Regions from separate parts of the Homo sapiens genome. Here region 2 is linked to region 1. A link is a contact called in ENCODE Hi-C or POLR2A ChIA-PET data. All regions are on one chromosome and are shown on one strand. Each heading gives the region's core, a stretch centred on a gene start or an enhancer-like site at or near the end of the contact. The rest is flanking DNA. Distances are from core to core; before and after follow the strand shown.

What was found. Hi-C counts contacts between places; a loop is a spot of excess contacts on that map. ChIA-PET counts read pairs that join two places held with the same protein, here RNA polymerase II (POLR2A). Pooled maps may share reads with other maps.
Region 2: a map of CD14-positive monocyte shows a loop between it and region 1 (2.7-fold over the local background). The contact joins two enhancer-like sites. A Hi-C loop is called at or near these places in 7 of 168 maps with a recorded cell type or tissue (CD14-positive monocyte, Caco-2, HepG2 and 3 more), 8 of 37 single-sample maps with no recorded cell type and 2 of 50 pooled maps. POLR2A ChIA-PET finds 5 or more read pairs at or near these places in 10 of 52 experiments (A673, K562, MCF 10A and 6 more).

Annotation. Positions count from the first base shown.
Region 1 is chr7:101,705,334-101,711,334 of GRCh38, forward strand. No RefSeq gene overlaps it. Among named protein-coding and RNA genes, the nearest start is that of MYL10, 79 kb to the left of the region's middle. RefSeq lists a silencer at 938-1,117. Within about 2 kb of position 2,423, at least 3 of the 41 ENCODE cell types and tissues checked have a DNase peak (open chromatin) inside an H3K27ac peak, as active enhancers do.
Region 2 is chr7:101,741,073-101,747,601 of GRCh38, forward strand. No RefSeq gene overlaps it. Among named protein-coding and RNA genes, the nearest start is that of CUX1, 73 kb to the right of the region's middle. RefSeq lists enhancers at 72-151, 272-341, 1,825-2,768, 3,397-3,917 and a silencer at 2,648-2,767. Within about 2 kb of position 2,924, at least 4 of the 41 ENCODE cell types and tissues checked have a DNase peak (open chromatin) inside an H3K27ac peak, as active enhancers do.

The sequences.
Region 1 (6,001 bases), core at 1,173-3,672:
GTATGTTGCTGGTGGGAATGCAAAATGATACAACCCCCAGTGGCAAGTGGTTTAGTAATTCTTATCAAAGTTACGGATGCATTCACCCTATGGCCTGTCAGTCCCACTTCTGGGAATTTGTTCAACAGTGCCACCTTGAACATGTAAGAAATGATGTACATATAAGCTTAATCATCGCAGCTGCGTGTAACAGCAGAAAGCTGGCAGCAATCCAGTTGTTTCACACATTATGCAAAAAGACAGTGAAATAAATCATGGTACATCCACACAATGAAATACTATGAAGCTGTTGAAAAAGGAGGAGGAGGAGAAAGAGGAAGAGGAGGTGGGAGAGGGGAAGAAGAGGAGGTGGGAGAGGGGAAGAAGAGGAGGAAGAGGAGAAAGCTCTCTATACCCTGACGTGGAAAGATCTCCCAGATAGAATATTGGGTAAAAACACAAGGAGTAGAACACCATAGGCTGGTGGGGTGTCTCATGCCTGTAATCCCAGCACTTTGGGAGGCTGAGGCAGGAGGAGCGCTTGAGCCCAGGAGTTCGAGACCAGCCTGGGCAACATAGCGAGACCTCGTCTCTGCAACAAATCTTTTAAATTAACTGGCATGGTGGCTCACACCTGTAGTCCCAACTACTTGGGAAGCTGATGTGGAAGGATTGCTTGAGGCTGGAAGGTCAAGGCTGCAGTGAGCCGTGATCATGGAACTGCACTCCAGCCTGGGTGACAGAGCAAGGTGCTGTCTCAAAAAAAATAAAAATAGGCTGGGTGCAGTGACTCACACCTGTAATCCCAGCACTTAGGGAGGCTGAGGCAGGTGGATCACCTGAGGTCAGGAGTTCGAGACCAGCCTGGCCAATATGGTGAAACCCTGTCTCTACTAAAAATACAAAAATTAGCTGAGCATGATGGTGGGCACCTGTAATCCCATCTACAGGGAAGGCTGAAGCAGGAAAATCACTTGAACCTGGGAGGCGAAGGTTGCAGTGAGTTGAGATTGTGCCACTGCAGTCCAGCCTGAGTGGCAGATTGGGACTGGGTCCCAAAAAATAAAAATAAAAATAAATAAAAAGAACAGCATCTATGTCAGCAAATACAGATTGCTTTATGCATTTGCATAAAGAAATACTAGAAGGATACACAAGAAACTAATTGTTCCTCTAGGGATCAGGGGGATGAGATCCCTGGGACATGGATAGTGGGACTTGTGATCAATGCCTTTTCATAGCAGTTTGGACGTCAAACCGTGTGAACATGTTACATATCCACACTTTTGTAATGATATTAACATAAACAACTTACCAAGAAAGTAAACATCGATATTTATCAGGTATAGGTCTGGTGGTTTGTTCATCCCTGAATACCAAGTCCTAGATCCATGGGAACTTGCCCCCCATTTTGGGGGAAACAGCAATGGGGAGCCATTGAAAGTCTCTGAGCAGGGCAGGCACATGGTGAACCCAAGAAAGCCCATAGCCCTGCAGCCAGTGCTCAGGGCCAATGGACAGCTGCAGGGCCAGGGGACCTATGGCTGCGGCAATAGGGGCAGCTTTGGATGAAAGCGGAACTTCCTTGGGGGCTCAAGTCCCCATGCACCCCCGTATCCAATGTCCAAGCTGCCCTGGAAGCAGCTTATCGCTCAGCTCTTGCCTTCTGCTTCCTACATAGGGAGGAGATTTCTACGATCGGGAGAGAGTCGGCACCCGACAGGGCTCAAGGAAGTCCACAAGAGCCGGTTTCCAAGACCTGGGGCTCGGGCTGGGCTGGCTGAGCCCAGGCCCCTCAACCATGGCAAGTTGCTGAGAAGCCCTGCATGGCAGCTCTGATACCCAATGGGGACCTAGTGGGTGTCCCTCTTCTCCCTTTCAAAATGAAGACATCCTTCCAGCTGCAGCTCAGGTATAAGTGAAGACAGAGGGACTCTTAGGATCACTCTCCACACCCCACCTCCTTCAGGAAGCCTTCCTGGGCCATCAGGACGGTGGAACACCTCTTCAGCCTCCGTCTCCTGGACCAAAACTTGCCCTGCTGCCCTCTCCGAGTCCTCCGTCCAGGGCTGCGACCCTTGATCCTGACTTCACACCACCCCATGACCAGCCCCCCAGCACTGGCATGCTAGTCCTTCATCTGCAGCTCCCAGCCCCTCACCTTTCCTGCCCCTGTGTGGGAGCTTGTCCATACAAATATTTTGCAAACTGTAAAGGGCTGCGTACCGACAAACACTTTGCAAACTGTAAAGGGCTGTGCACTGACAAGCACTTTGCAAACTGTAAAGGACTGTGCACCCACAAGCACTTTGCAAATGCTAAAGGGCCATGTACCGGCAATGTCTCCTGAGGTTAGGAGGAGAGGGAGGGAGAGGAGAAAGCCTCTGACTGTGGTTCTCCACCACAGGCCTGGGTTTTACTGCCCTCATGAAATGCTGTGTTTGCTCGGCACCCCACCCGGTGGCTTGTACACACCTGTACGCGGAAAGCTGTAATTTTGCAGCATTAATCACAGGTAGGATCACACCCAAGTTCCTGGCACTCCACTCCCCAGGGAGGGCTGGCCAGGCCGTCGCCTTTGTGTTCCAATTATGCTGTCTTTTATTGCTTTTTTTTTTCTTTTTTTCTTTTATTTTTTTGAGATGGAGTCTCACTTTGTCGCCCAGGCTGGAGTGCAGTGGCGCGATCTCAGCTCACTGCAACCTCAAGTGATTCTCCTGCCTCATTACAGCTGCCCACCAACATGCCAGGCTAATTTTTGTATTTTTGTAGAGATGGGGTTTCACCATGTTGGCCAGGCTGATCTCGAACTCCTGACCTCAGGTGATCCGCCCGCCTCCCAAAGTGCCGGCATTACAGGCATGAGCCACCATGCCCAGCCTTATTGCTCTTTTAACGATAACAGAAACACTTAAAGAGGCAGGGTCCGAGGGTGAAAAATGACACGCAAAAAAAGCCACTGCACTTGGTGCCTAGAGGAAGTTCTGTGTCTGGACAGAGCGCTCCCCATAGGCGGGTGTGAAGAGGCTGTGTGAGGTAGTGGCTAGCACATGTGCTCTGGCATCCTACAGGCCTGAGTTCAAATTGTGGTTCTCGTGCCAACCAGCTGTGTGACCCCAGGCAAGTGACTTGCCCTCTCTGAGCCTCCATTTCCTAATCTCTAGAACGGTATATTGAAGACAAAGGACTGAAATGACCGTGGGGAGAGGCTGCTACTTAGTAGACCTTTGTCAATGCCAAGTCCTCCCAGGTCCTCCCATAGCTAGTGCTGTCTGTTTCTCCCACCAATTCATGTCATTTCCTACAGGTGTTCACTCACTGCTATGCACGCGGTAGGCACGCAGGGTGGCCGAAAGAGCGTGGGCTTTGGAGTTGATTTTTCTTTTCTCTTTCTTTTCTTTTCTCTTTTCTTTTCTTTTTTTCTTTTCTTTCGGAGTCTTGCTCTGTCACCCAGGCTAGAGCACAATAGTGTGATCTCGACTCACTGCAAACTCCGCCTCCCAGGTTCAGGTGATTCTCCTACCTCAGCCTCCTGAGTGGCTGGGATTACAGGTGCCTGCCACCACGCCCAGCTAATTTTTGTATTTTTAGTGAAGACAAGGTTTCACCATGTTGGCCAGGCTGGTCTCAAACTCCTGACCTCAGGTGATCCACCCACCTCAGCCTCCCAAAGTGTTGGGATTACAGGCATGAGCCACCACACCTGGAGATTTTTCATCTATTCAGTAAATATTAACTTCCTGTGGCCAGGGTGCTGGGGATCTGGCCCCACACAGACGGTGTAGGAAGGTGTCCCTTGGCCCATGCCTTCCTGATGCTGTGCCCTGGGTTGGGAGAGGAGTGAGGCAGGTGCAGGAGGAGAGCAACACGTGCGAAGGTCCGGAAGTGAGACAGAGGGGCTTTGGGAACAGTAGACTGGAGTGTGCAAGGGAGGGCGGGAGACAGGAGGCCCGAGGCCAGATCCTAAAGGGCCTTTGCACCTGGGCTATGGAGTCCGAGCACCATCCAGAGCACACAAGGAGCCACCAGAAGGACTCAAAGTGCTTTGATGCGCTAAGGGGAAATGTGGGTTACGAGGCCAGGACTGGAGGCAGAGGGTTGGTAAGAGGTTGCAGTTGTGGACCAGTTTCAAAAGATGGATGGGGGCTGGGCACAATGGCTCATGCCTGTAATCCCAGCACTTGGGGAGGTCAGGAGTTCGAGACCAGCCTGGCCAACATGGTGAAACCCCGTCTCTACTAAAAATACAAAAAAATAGCTGGGCGTGGTGGCAGGCGCCTGTAATCCCGGCTATTCAGGAGGCTTCAGCAGGAGAATCGTTTGAGCCCAGGAGGCCGAGGTTGCAGCGAACAGAAATCTCACACCACTGTACTCCAGCCTGGGTGACAGAGGGAGATTCCATAAAAAAAAAAAAAAAAAAAAAAAAAAAAAAAAAAAGATGGATGGGAACCAAATCTGGGGTTACTTTTTTTTAGAGACAGAGTCTTGCTCTATCACCCAGGCTGGAGTGCAGTGGTGCAATCACAGCTCCCTACAGCCTTGACCTCTCGGGCTCAAATGATGCTCCTACCTCAGCCTCCTGAGTAGCTGGGACTACAGGCATGTGCCACTGAGCTGGGCCGGGGTAACTTTGTGTCCCTTCTTGGCCATTTACCAGCTGTGAGACCTTAGGCATGTGATTGATGTAACTCCCAGCCACGTTTCCTTGTTCCTAAATTGCAATAGTGATGCTTGGTTCCCCAGGTAGCAAGATTTAATAGAGATTAAAAGAGGGGCTAGCCGGGGGTGGTGGCTCATGCTTGTAATCCCAGCACTTTGGGAGGCTGAGGTGGGTGGATCACCTGATGTCAGGAGTTTGAGGCCAGCCTGGTCAACATGGTGAAACCCCGTCTCTACTAAAAATACAAAAAATTAGCCGGGCGTGGTGGCGCACACCTGTTATCCCAGCTACTCGGGAGGCTGAGGCAGGAGAATCACTTGAACCTGGGAGGGGGAGGTTGCAATGAGCCAAGGTCGTGCCATTACACTCCAGCCTGGGCAACAAGAGAGAGACTCCATCTCAAAAAATAAAAAAATAATAAAAGAGGGGCTATACCATACTTAATAAATAATTGCATAGCTAAATAAATGGGGACAGAAGGACCGCTCTTTCATACAGTAGAATTCTGATTAATATGTGTACAAGAAAAGAAGGAAATAGGAAAGTCACCAGTAGACAACGATTGTGGCAAATGATATCACCAATGGATGCTAAAATTGATGGATGAAAGTTTAAGCAGAAACAGGATGTGCCTGGTCTCAAAGTATCACCCCAAAATAACGATTAACTAGCAAGAGAAGGGAGACAGTAACTGTACAGGGAGAAACCCCTGTAATCAGTGAGCAAGACTCATACCGCAAGATGCGCGCAGACTGCACTGAGATGGACGTGATGTTATCTTTGTGATATTCTCACCCCAAATGCATACACTCGCTCTGAGCAAGAGAATGCACTGGACAAACTCAAAATTGAGGGAAATTGGACAAAATAGCTGATTGGGGTTAGTCTTCAAAAGTGACTTCCGGCCGGCCGCGGTGGCTCACACCTGCAATCCCAGCACTTTGGGAGGCTAAGGCAGGCAGATCACCTGAAGTCAGGAGTTTGAGATCAGCCTAGCCAATATGGCAAAACCCTGTCTCTACTAAAAATACAAAAATCATCTGGGCATGGTGGCTCGCATCTGTAATCCCAGCTACTTGGGTGGCTGAGGCAGGAGAATCGCTTGAACCCAGGAGGTGGTGGTTGCAGTGAGCCGAGATGGCACCACTGCACTCCAGCCTGGATGACAGAGCAAGACTCCGTCTCAAAAAAAAAAAAAAAGTGACTTCCAGGCTGGGCACAGTGGCAGTGGCTCATGTCCATAATCCCAGCACTTTGGAAGGCTTAAACAGGAGCATTGCTTGAGCCCAGGAGTTCAACACCATCCTGGGCAACATAAGGAGACACCGTCTCTACTAAAAAATAAAAATAAAAAAATAGCCT
Region 2 (6,529 bases), core at 1,674-4,173, 36 kb after region 1:
TGGGGAAGAAACATGCAGGCTTTAGAATCATGCAAGTAACCGTTTACCCACTTGGCTTCCTGTTAGGTTGTGTTTTTTTTTTCTTCCTTCCCCCAAGGGATGTCTCTTATCTGAAGGTTCTTAGGGGCTTTTGGTGCTGGGCTGTTTACCAATGGGTGACTGTTAGTGTCAGAACCAGCCTCTTGGGAAGAGTGAGGTGAAGAAAAGCAAGACCAGGTGAGCCCTTGGTCATCCACACAGCCACAGGAGTACAGGCTGGATGGGACAAGCACGCCCTGGGCAGTGAAGGACCATGGCCACATCCAGCTCTCCTGCCAATTTCAGGCTCCGTCTTCCAAACAGGGCGCGATTTAGCCAAGTGAAAGTGAGTTGGTGGCTGGGCGTGGTGGCTTAAACTGGTAATCCCAGCACTTTGGGAGGTGGAGGCAGAAGGATCACTTGAGGCCAGGAGTTGAGATCAGCCTGGGCAACATAGTGAGATCCCACTCTATAAAAAATTATAAAGTTAGCCAGGCGTGGCTACACAAGCCTGTAGTCCCAGCTACTTGGGAGGCTGAGGAGAGAGGATCACTTGAGCCCAGGAGTTTCAAGCTGCAGTGAGCCATAATTGCGCCACTGCACTCCAGCCTGGGCAACAGAGGGAGGTCCTGTCTCTTCAAAACAACACATTTAAAACATTTCACCTGTAATCCTACCACTTTGGGAGGCCAAGGCAGGTGGATCACCTGAGGTCAGGAGTTCGAGACCAGCCTGGCCAACATGGTGAAACCCCATCTCTACTGAAAATACAAAAATTAGCTGGGTGTGGTGGCTGGCACCTGTAATCCCAGCTACTCAGGAAGCTGATGCAGGAGAATCACTTGAGAGGGGGCGGAGGCAGAGGTTGCAGTGAGCTGAGATCATGCCACTGCACTCCAGCCTGGGCAACAGAGGAAGACTCTGTCTCAAAAATAAAAAATAAAATAAAAATAAAACGTTAGAACAGTGCTTGGTACACAGTGATGGCTCAGTAGATGTGAGCCAGTTATGAGTACTTAAAGCATAGCCTGTGCAAAGAGGCCGTGCTTCTAGCTTCACCTTTCCAACAGCATCTTTCCAGAACTTTCTATCTCCTGGTGGGCAAGGACCGTGAGAAACACCATAACCTGGAGAGGAATTCTGGGTCTCAAGATGGCTCCAGTTGTGCCTGTCTTAGGCAAGTGGGGTGGTGTGTGTGTGAGGGTGAGGGGTCCCAGGAAGGGTCCCCACACTTCACTCCTGCACCTCTCGCTCCCCACAGCCCCCCTCCCCTTTTCTAACTCCAAAAAGCCCAGAGGCCCAGCCGTGTTTGGAGAAGGAGGGGGGCCCTGAAGCTTGGGCCACCTTCAAAGTGACTGCAGGGAGGAAGATGTGGACACTAGACTACGTACTGACCACTCTGAGAAGGAAGCCCGCGGGGGAAGGTGGATGGGCGGTGGGCGTCACGGCAAAGGGGTTTAGGGGAGACAGGGATGTCTGTGAGCTGTGGGAGGTGCACACTGAAGACCCAAGAGGTGAGAATGGATGGAACTGCCCCTGAGAAGGGGGACAGGGGTCCCCTCCTCCCCTGAGAAGGAACAAACCGTTGCACTTGTCGGCAGGGCCCTGAGAAGTGGAAAGTGGATTTGATCTTCCTTAGACCATCACGTACCCGCAGCACCCTAGAATGTAAACAGGGCTGGGAATGCGATGACCAGGTCCTGGTACCTTAAGGGCTGGTACCTCTACCTCCATCGGGACCTGGTGCCAGAAATAAGAAGATTCTTAGACTATCCCCACTGGAGGCTGGGCGCAGTGGCTCAGCCTGTAATGTCAGCACTTTGGGAGGCCTAGGCGGACAGGTCACTTGAGGCCAGGAGTTCAAGACCAGCCTGGCCAACATGGTGAAACCCCTCTACTAGAAATACAAAAATTAGCCGGGCATGGCGGCGGGGGTCTGTAATCCCAGCTACTCGAGAGGCTGAGGCAGGAGAATCACTTGAACCCGGGAAGCGGAGGTTGCAGTGAGCCGAGATTGTGCCACTGCACTCCAGCTGGGACGACAAGAATGAGACTCCATCTAAACAAAATAATAAATAAAAAATAAAAATAATAAAAGAATATCCCCACTGGAAGGGTCCTGCAAGGCCAGCCACGAATCTGTACAAGTCCTCGGACAGACTGAGAAACTGAGGCTCAGAGAAGCGGCCCCCACCCCATCGGAGCGTCCCAGCTCCACGCGCGCGCCTGGCAGGGGGCGCCCTTCCCCGCCGCGCGTGCCGGGCAGGGTCCCCCAAGGAGAAATCCCTCTTAAAAGAGTTTTTCCTTTCGCGTGAACTCGCCGCCTGCATCCAGCAGCGCGGTCTCCAAGGTGAACCTCGCACAAATGCGTTGCAGATGTACGTCCTTCCATTTCTGGCTACCGCGGAGCTGCTCGGGAGCGGCGGCGGCGTCCCCAGAGCGATCCAGCCCGCGTTTTCCGTTCCGCCCGCCAACTTTTGCAAGCTGTAGTTATTTGATAATGATTTTTTTTTCAAACCTCTCCCAATAATTGTTATCCTCCCCGCCCGGTGCAGCTCAGGTGATGGGCACAGACGGCAACGCAGCCGCCGCCGCCGCCTCCTCCTCCTCCTCGTCCTCCTCCTCCTCCTCCTCCGGGTGCGCTAGGCTCTGGCTCCAGCCCAGGGGGAAGAGCCACAGCGGAGGCGCCTTCTGCAAAGGCAGCGGGGACGGCCCCGGAGGCTGAGCCAGAGCGACCCCGGATCCGCCCCCGCCCCCCTCCATGAGGCCTCTCACACCCTCCCCCGGCCCAGGCCACCTCCCCCAAAGCCCACTCTCCGGAGGCCAAGGCTGTCTGGTGAACGGCTAGGGGCTGCTGGGCACAGAGTTCAACGCTGCAAATATTTATTAGACACCTACTGTATTCCCAGGCCCTGAGCAGAGCTGGCCTCCAAAACAAATGAGAACAGCCCTTGCCCTCAGGGAGACTGGGGGACGCCACCCCTAACCTGGGAAGGTGAGAGGGGCTTCCAGGGCAGGGATACCCCCGACAGAACCTGCTCAAAGTGCCAGAGCTAGACAAGGAGGGAAGGCTTGGCTCCGCAGCAAAGCTCAAGGCAGAGCTCCGCCCCTCCCCCATCACCTTCAGCCCTTCCTCCGGTTTCTGCCAAGGGTCATCACTGAAAGCACCCTCAGAGTCTCTTTTAGAAAGCTACGGGTCTCTGCGGTCGTGGTGGCTCACGCCTGTAATCCCAGTACTTTGGGAGGCCGAGGCGGGCGGATCACTTGAGGTCAGGAGTTCGAGACGAGCCTGGCCAACAAGGAGAAATTCCGTCTGTACTAAAAATACAATATTTAGCCAGGTGGGATGGTGTGTGCCTGTAGTCCCAGCTACAGCCCATCGCTTGAACCGGTGATGAGCCGAGGTCGTGTCACTGCGCTCCAACCTGGGCCAGAGCGAGACTCTGTTAAAAAAAAAAAAAAAAAAAAGCTACCGGGCTCAGAAAATGGAGTCATGTAGGTAAGAGTGGAAGCAGGTGGCTGAGAGGCAGGCCCACACTAACTCCTTTTTGGAATCCCTGAGGTGCACACATAAACAGGGGTGGCAGGAGGGCAGGCTGGAGAGGGCCCAGGTGAGCTGCTGACCCCCACGGGACGGGGGGAGGTCACATCTGGGTCTGATGGCTCAGCCACAAGTGGTTTGAAAGGGGCCCTTTGCTGGAGGGAAGTAAGCCCAACCTCAGCTTGGTTACATCCCCAGAAAGCCCGGAGAGTTCTTTTTTTGTTTGTTTGTTTTTGTTTTTTAAGCCTGAGCTCATTTTTTAAGTTTTTAAGTGAATATTCAGTTTTGGTTTAAAGTTTTTAAATGAATACTAAGAGTTTTCGTTAAAGTTTTTTTTACGCATACTAAGTTCTTTCTTTCATTAAGCCTGGGTTGATTTTCAGCTTTTTAATGAATACCATTTTAATTATTTATTTTAAATACTAAGGTTTTGTGTTTTGTTTTGTTTGTTTTTGTTTGTTTATTTGTTTGAGACGAAGTCTTACTCACTCTGTCGCCCAGGCTGGAGTGCAGTGGTGCAATCTGAGCTCCCTGCAACCTCTGCCTCCTGGGTTAAAGTGATTCTCCTGCCTCAGCCTCCCGAGCAGCTGCGATTGCAGTCATGCACCACCATGCCTGGCTAATTTTTGTATTTTTAGTAGAGATGAGGTTTCACCATGTTGTCCAGGCTGGTCTCAAACTCCTGACCTCAAGTGATCCACCCACCTCGGCCTCCCAAAGTGCTGGGATTACAGGCATGAGCCACCGTGCCTGGCCTTAAATGCTAAATTTTTATTTTAATAAGTTTTTAATGAATTCATTTTAAGTTTTTTGGGGGTTTTTTGTGGGGGTCCAGGGGGGACCAGGTCTTGCTGTGTGGTTCTGTCACCCAGGCTGGATGCAATGGCATGATCATAGCTCACTGCAGCCTCACACTGCTGGGCTCAAGTGATCCTTGGTAGTGGCCGGAGTTCTGGGTACCTGGAGGTGGGCAGTGATAGAGGCATTTCCCAGGCAGGAGGTACCACTTAGGTGATGACTGACTCCTGGTGACTCTTTGACCTTGCCTGAACCACGAGTGACTCTGGAGCAGCGAATGTATTATCTCTATCACGCCAACCAAGAGCTGATATAGATAGGGCATTATTGAAGATCCATCTAAGGGCAGATGGAAGAGGGGCCCATGAAGCCACACTCCAAGGTCTAGTTTTCTTGTTGTTTTTTTGGGGGGAGTGGGAGACAATTATGGGTTTTTGTTCTTTGAGGGATTTTGGGGGTTTTGTTGGTTTTTTGGTTGGGTTGTTTGCTTTTGAGACAGGGTCTTGCTGTGTCACCCAGACTGGAGTGCAGTGGCACAATCATGCCTCACTATAACCTCAACCTCCTGGGCTCAAGTGATCCTCCCACCTCAGCCTCCCAAGCAGCTGGGACTACAGGCATGCACTGCCATGCCTGGCTCATTTTTAAATTGTTTTTTAGAGATGGGTTCTCACTATGTTTGCCCAGGCTGGTCCTGGACTCCTGGCCTCAAGAGGCCCTCGGCCTCCCAAAGTGCTGGGATTACAGGTGTGAGCCACACCACAGTTGCCCTCTAAAGTCTAGTTTTATCTTGTGAAGAGTGAGGAGCCGCTATGAGGTGATAAGTCAGTGTCCTTCCAGACCCTTCCAGGAAGCCCACTCCGACTGTTACCCTGGGGTTCACTGGTATCTCTGAGCACCTTGTGCTTCTGAGCCAGGCCCCCGGCTATGGAAGGGGTGGGGGCGATGCTCCTAGAGGTTGGAGGACAGATCATGAATGACAGAACAGTCTGATTTTCCTGGAGGACGCCCCTCCTTAGACAGGGCAAGCCCCCAGCCAGTGCCTCCTCCTTCCCAGCACTCAATGCTCCTCCTCTGCCTCCTTCACCTTTCACTTCCTCTTCCTCCACCTTCTGCTGCTCACCAGAGTCCAACTCACATTTCTTTAAAAACTTAAAATGGGCTAAGTGCATGGTGGCATGCACCTAAAATCCCAGCACTTTGGGAGGCTGAAGCAGGAGGATCGCTTAAGGCCAGGAGTTCGAGGCTGCAGTGAGCTATGATCACACACTGCTGCACTCCAGCCTGGTTGACAGAGATCCCATCTCTAAATATTAATAATAATAGACTGGGTGTGGTGGCTCATGCCTGTCATCCCAGCACTTTGGGAGGCTGAGGAGGGCAGATCACCTGAGGTCAGGAATTCGAGACCAGCATGGCCAACGTGGTAAAACCCTGTCTCTACTAAAAATACAAAAATTAGCCAGGCCTGGTGGCGGGCACCTGTAATCCCAGCCACTCGGGAGCTTGAGGCAGGAGAATCACTTGAACCTGGGAAGCAGAGGTTGCAGTGAGCTGAGATCGTACCACTGCACTCCAGCCTGTGCAACAGACCATGATTCAGTCTCAAAAATTAATAATAATAATAATAAAATAAAGCTTCTTTGATGAACGGATCCAAAATTTTCCGATCAGAAAATCTAGAAAGAAGGTATTTTAATTTCAGCATATGTGTAAGTTTCATGGTTTCAGGGGTGTCCAAGGGAGAGAATACAGTCACAGGCTCTTAGTTTCTGTTTCTGGTTGGGTCAGTAAATCCCCTTCCTCATCCCTCTTTTCCGCTTGTCACTAGAGACAGAAACTAAAAACCATGGTTTCAGGCTGCTAAAAGCCTAAAACAGAACAGAACAACAACAGCCAAACAAGGCAGGTTGGGCAAGCTTGATAGGGTTTAGTATCATTTTTTATTGTTTATTCTGTATGGACAGGGCACATCATCTGCTCATTGTGGGACCTGCGCAAGACCCAGATCAGGGCTACCTCCTCCAGGAAGCCTTCCAGGCTCTACAGGCTGCGTCAGGTCCTATCTGCCGTGCTCCCACAGCCCCTGGGGTCCTCACCATTGCAGTCCTCAATACGCAATATTGGAGTCATTGGTTTACCCATCCCTCTCCCTCATCACGAGCTCCTGGC